Regions from separate parts of the Homo sapiens genome. Here region 2 is linked to region 1. Evidence: chromatin loops called from intact Hi-C (ENCODE). Cell type or tissue: prostate gland. All regions are shown on one strand. Each heading gives the region's core, and the rest is flanking DNA. Links, peaks and the distances in the headings are about the cores only. Region 1 overlaps HLF (HLF transcription factor, PAR bZIP family member). Region 2 overlaps SMIM36 (small integral membrane protein 36).

The links. A loop is a pair of places that touch in the nucleus more often than their neighbours do. Peaks named below come from ENCODE experiments on the same cell type or tissue, not always from the same donor. Only the 100,000 strongest peaks of a DNase experiment are listed, where the experiment ranks them.
Region 2: a loop joins it to region 1, with 2.3 times the contacts of the local background. A loop is called at or near these places in 2 of 110 quality-filtered maps.

What each region holds. Positions count from the first base shown.
Region 1 is chr17:55,294,493-55,297,413 of GRCh38, reverse strand. All of the region lies in intron 2 of HLF (HLF transcription factor, PAR bZIP family member), which reads right to left. Among named protein-coding and RNA genes, the nearest start is that of HLF, 31 kb to the right of the region's middle. RefSeq lists silencers at 1,132-1,426, 1,152-1,446. In prostate gland, for the core only: a CTCF peak has its summit at 1,294 (motif pointing right); a DNase peak (open chromatin) is centred at 1,283; H3K27ac peaks cover 470 bases.
Region 2 is chr17:55,447,273-55,450,193 of GRCh38, reverse strand. SMIM36 (small integral membrane protein 36) reads left to right here. Exons shown (of 5, transcript NM_001395421.2): 5 at 1-338. Among named protein-coding and RNA genes, the nearest start is that of MMD, 27 kb to the right of the region's middle. In prostate gland, for the core only: no CTCF peak of the experiment used is centred there; a DNase peak (open chromatin) is centred at 1,273.

The DNA.
Region 1 (2,921 bases), core at 219-2,718:
ATGTGCCAACCTGGGAACATTTCAAACTGAAATAAGAGAAAGACTTTCAATAACTACAAACTCTACCTACTGCTAATGAAATCTGAGGCCACACCAAAAGGAATTAGATAATTCTTCCTTGAAAGCCTATAAGAAGAAAAAATGGTTTATGAACAAATAACTACAGAATAACAAGAAAAGTATCAAACAGAACCTAGATGGTACCTTGTTGCTTTAATCATACATTATCTTAATAAAGATGGATTAATGTTTACATTTGTCTAAATAAAGACCTCCAGTTTAACAGAAATTTCAGAAGAAATGGGTCATTCAATTTCTCCCAATTAACCACATTAAAGGAGATCTTGCAATTTGGATCTGAAAGGACATGACCCAGGCATCATCAGTGGGAGCTGCGTCTCCTAATTTTACACCCTCTATCTAAGGCCATAGATAAGAACATATGTAAGTTCTCAACCCTGGTTACAGATCAGCCTCACCTGTGGAGCTCTGTAAAAGTACAGATACTTAGCTCCCCTCCAACCTCACCCAGAAGATCTGAAAATGGGGCCTGGGCTCTGTAAAAAAAAAAAAAAATTTTTTTGAATGGAAGAGGAAACAGCTTTCTCACACACTTTTAGTGGGAGTGTGAACTAGTTCAATTCTTTTGGAGCCTACACACTTTGATCCAGCAATTCCACATCTAGGAATGAAAACTTTAGATATACCACACAAGTGTACAAAGAATGGAATCCAACGATGAAAACAATCTAAATCCCTAGAGGCATTGTTAAGTAAATTATAGCATATCCAGATCATAGGTTCTATGCAGCCGGCAGATCTATATGTATTAATATGGAAAAATCTCCAAAAAATATTGAATGAAAAAGGCAAGATGCATAACACTATGTATTGTATGCATATACATATATTTCCATATTTCCATACACACAATATATACACACCCACCCCCATATATATGTATATAAATGCTTATAAACACAAAGGGAACGTCTGGAAGAGTACGCAGAAACTGTGGACAGTTAAATCTGGAAATGGAATATGGGAACTCAAGTTACTCTTTATACAGTCCTATTTTACAACAATCGTATATTAATTTTGTAATAAAATGTTTAAATTTCTTTTAAAAAAATCACTGGTAATTCTCATGTGAGGCCAAGATTGAGAACGACTGGTCCAGAGGAAACAGCCCCTGTGGATGTAAGGAGCTTGCAAACCCTACCTTGTAAGGAAACCAACCACCCACACCTCAGGAATATTCACACCATGTCATACCCATGACTCCCCAGAAGGTGGTGCTCCGGAGGCAATCACTCAGGCCTCCAACCAAAACCTGTCCAACCAATTTTGCATTAACCTGTCTTTTTGCTACTCTAAGGACTATTTATGCCCCAAAGCATTCTACACTACTGCTTCTATCAAGGGCATTTTAGACACACAGATGCCATATGCATTTTTTCCCCATAAAAATCTACCAGTTAGTCAATACATTCTAATATAACCCTGGGAAATGTTGACCTGAAAGGAGTTAACACTGCTTGCTCTGGCCTCCCCCTCCTCCTCCACGCTATTTCCCTGTTGTCTTTTCTCTGATTTACTCATCTTCTTATCTTATTCCAGGGTCAGTTCTACAAAGGCAGGCAGCCATCAGCCATGTGAGGCATTTGTCCTTTTGAATTTGTTCATACCTTTGGCATAGAACAGGTGGTACGGGACATAGGGCAGCCCAGGGCAAGTACCACGAGTTTGCCTGCCCTCCCACTAACACTAATGTTCTGGAAGTGGGTGTGTTGCCACAGCAACTGTCAAATCCCATCCATTACACCGCCTCTAACCTTCCAACATCTTCTTTAAACACCACGTTTGAGACGTGTGGTTCTGTTGCCCTGGCAGTGCAGAGCCGCAGGTCCCTTGCCAGGCGGCAAAGTTCTCCTTATCTGGGCAGGAGGGAGTTAGCCCCTCTGAATATTAGCCATCATAAATAAACGTTTTAAATTTTCTGTTTTTTTCCCCTCTCATTATATTTCAGACCAATGTCCCATAACATTCTGACCTGATCATTTCCTGTGAATTACTGGTGCATATTTAATGAAAATTCATTCTTAGTATCAGCCAAGAAAAACTCAACAAGTCACTTATATTGTATCCTTTCTTTCCATGAATATAATTTTTGCTCATTCTTCAAGACACAACTCAAGGATCATCTCCCATCTTCCCTCCTCACTCTATTCAGAGCTGGCCATTCTTGCTTTCCTGATTCTACCTCATATACAACCTGATGCTATCTACCACACTCCATTCACAATTAATTATATCTCTTCGCCATTCATAAGCTTCTCAAGTTTAAAGGATGACATCTTCCTTATCTCTGAATTACCAGCACCTTGCTAGGCCCTCAGTAAATGATTAAAAATACCCATACTAATGATGAATAAATGCACTCCAAAACAAACATCCATGAGCTTGTGGTTCTCTATAAATTTTTATTATGTTATTAAATCACCGATATAACAGATGACAGCTGTGTATCCGACTTGACAGCAAGACCTAAAAAACCTACATACAAATGCTTTTTAAAAGGGAGGATATAGAAAGGTCCATTTCCTGAGACTTTAGAGCCATCCTCTTTCTTGTTCTTGTTTTTCAGATCCAGGAAGTGCATGGAAAGGGAGCCTTCTCCATATGGAGAGAAGCAGTGAAGTCCTGAAGAAGGAAGCCGTAACATTCCTTGAGTACTCACAAGGCGGCCTGACATCTGGTCCACACTTGGGGAAAAGAGGCCACATCCCCACATGGAGATCTATTTTTGCATTCTGAGCTGCGGATGCTTTGCTCGTACAACTTGCCTTACACACAGAAAGGGGAAGGAAACTAATATTTACCAAGTGCTAGCTACATGCCCTGTGCTGCTTTCACGTGCG
Region 2 (2,921 bases), core at 166-2,665, 150 kb before region 1:
TTCCTTGGCTTGTGATCACATCACTGAAATCTTAACCTACCTGGTCATACTGCTGCCTCTTCTTCTCTCTCAAAACTTCTCCTGCCTCTCTTCATACTTGTGATTGCATTTAGGGTCCATCTGGGTACTCCAGGAAAAACTCCTACTGTCAAGATTTAACTTAATCATATCTTATGTCATATAAAGTCATGTTCAATATTTTACAACATAAAATAATAGTCACAGTTTCTGGAGATAAGGACATGGGCGTGTCTTTTGGGGGATCATCCTTCAATCCATTGCATCTATCTATCAGTGATCACCCCAACCCAAATAAACCCGCATAATATTTTCAGGTATCCATTTTTCCTTTTTCCAGGGTCCCTATTCCATGACTTTTGTTTCTTTCATTTCTCCTTCATAGTGCTCAATATTGGGCTTTGCACAGAGTAGACGGTTACTCAATGAGTGCTGCTCCCAAAAGAAACTTCCAGAAACCCTTTAGTAAGAGTATCCTGGGCCAGGCGCAGTGCCTCACTCCTGTAATCCCAGCATTTTGGGAGACCAAGGCGGGCAGGTCACTTGATGTCAGGAGTTCCAGGCCAGCCTAGCCAACATGGCGAAACCCCCTCTCTACTAAAGATACAAAAAAATGAGCTGGGCGTGGCAGCATGATTCTGTAGTCCCAGCTATTTGGGAGGCCGAAGCACGAGAATCACTTGAACTGGGGAGGTGGAGGTTGCAGTGAGCCTAGATTGCGCCACTGCACTCCAGCCTGGGCGTCAGAGCAAGACTCTGTCATAAAATAATAAAAATAATTTTAAAAAAGAGTATCCTATCCATTTCCCTTAAAACTCGAAGTTTGGAAAATCAGCTTTACACCAGTTGATCTGTAAGGCACAAAAGAACATACTTAGCTAGATGTAAAGTGATCAAGATTTTAGTCCCTACTCTAAACCAACTTGTTTATGACCCTGGATAGACAGGTCCCTCCAGCTGTCTAGACATTTGCTTTCTAAAGAGAGGGACTTACTACAGTTGGCTTCCCCAGAAGCCCTTATACCACTTACATTCCACAAGAATTCAAGAATAAATATGGTCTTTCTCAGGATCCTTTGAAATACATTATTTCCTTTAAGTTACAGAAGAAAAACACAACCTTTTGCCCTATCCTACTGCATATTGGCATGAAGTAGCTGCCCTAGAAGAAGAAAAGGATGAAGTGAGGTAAAACATCTTCATTTTCCAGTCCTGATGGCCCAGATCTGAACACTTGGGGCTTTTGCAATAAGGAGGGTCAAGTTTCAAAGATCGCTATCTCTGCAGTAAGCACTATTACCGTTTTGGAAAAAGTTAACAGATCCTTCAGCCAGCAAATATTCTTAGGCTTAGCAACATATAACTAACTGGATGTCTGTTTCTGTCTTCTACCCTCATCCTGCCCATCTCCCCCACCTCCCCCTCCCAACACCCGACCATATCCTCTGGAATACTTCCTCCCGTAAATAATTTGAAGAGCCAAGCATTAATTAGAGAAGTTATAACAGAGAAATCAAAAGAGGCACAGAAATAGGAAAAGAATTATCCGGTCCCTTTCATCACACTCCTTTACTTGGGCCTTAAAGGAAATATAAGAACTTTTGGCCAGGCGTGGTGGCTCAAGCCTGTAATCCCAGCACTTTGGGAGCCCGAGGCGGGTGGATCACGAGGTCAGGAGATCGAGACCATCCTGGCTAACACGGTGAAACCCTGTCTCTACTAAAAATACAAAAAAATTAGGCAGGCGTGGTGGCGGGCACCTGTAGTCCCAGCTACTTGGGAGGCTGAGGCAGGAGAATGGCGTGAACCCGGGAGGCGGAGCTTGCAGTGAGCCGAGATTGCCCCACTGCACTCCAGCCTGGGCAATAGAGCAAGACTCCATCTCAAAAATAAATAAAATAAATAAATAAATAAATAAATAAATAAATAACTTATGCCAGGGAGAAAAAAACATAGCATTAACTGAGCACCTACTATATACCAGGCCTTTTCCTGGTTATCTTACCCTCACAACAATCTGTGAAATAGATATTACATCCCCTTTAACAGATATGAACATAATAGCCAAAAGGTGGAAACAACTGAAATGTCCATTGATAGATGAACGGATAAAGAAAATGTGATATATATATATATATATAATGAAAGATTATTCAGTCTTAGAAAGGAATGAAATTCTGATACATGCTGCAACATGGATGAACCTTAAGACATTATGCTAAATGAAATGAACGATATACAAAAGGAGAAATATTATATGATTCCACTTACATGAGGTACCTAGAACAGGCAAGTTTTATAGAGACAGAAAGTAGAGTAGTGATTACCAGGGGCCACATGGAGGGGAATGGAAGTTATCATTCAATGGGCACAGAGTTTCTGCTTGGGATGATGAACCAGTTCTGGAAATGGATAGTGATGATGGTTGTACAACATTGCGAATGTTCTTAATGCTACTGAACCGTACACTTAAAAATGGTTAAAATGGGCTGGGTGCAGTGGCTCAAGCCTGTAATCCCAGCACTTTGGGAGGCCGAGGCGGGCGGATCACGAGGTCAGGAGATTGAGACCATCCTGGCTAACACGGTGAAACCCCGTCTCTACTAAAAATACAAAAAAATTAGCCGGGCGTGGTGGCGGACACCTGTAGTCCCTGCTACTCGGGAGGCTGAGGCAGGAGAATGGTGTGAACCCAGGAGGCGGAGCTTGCAGTGAGCTGAGATCGCGCCACTGCACTCCAGCCTGGGCGACAGAGCAAGAGTCCATCTCAAAGAAGAAAAAAAAATGGTTAAAATGATAAATTTTATGTTATGTATATTTTACTATAATAAAATAAAAGGATATGGAAACTGAGAGACTGATTGTCTCAAGCCTCATAGCCACTATTAGGGGAAGCCAGGGTT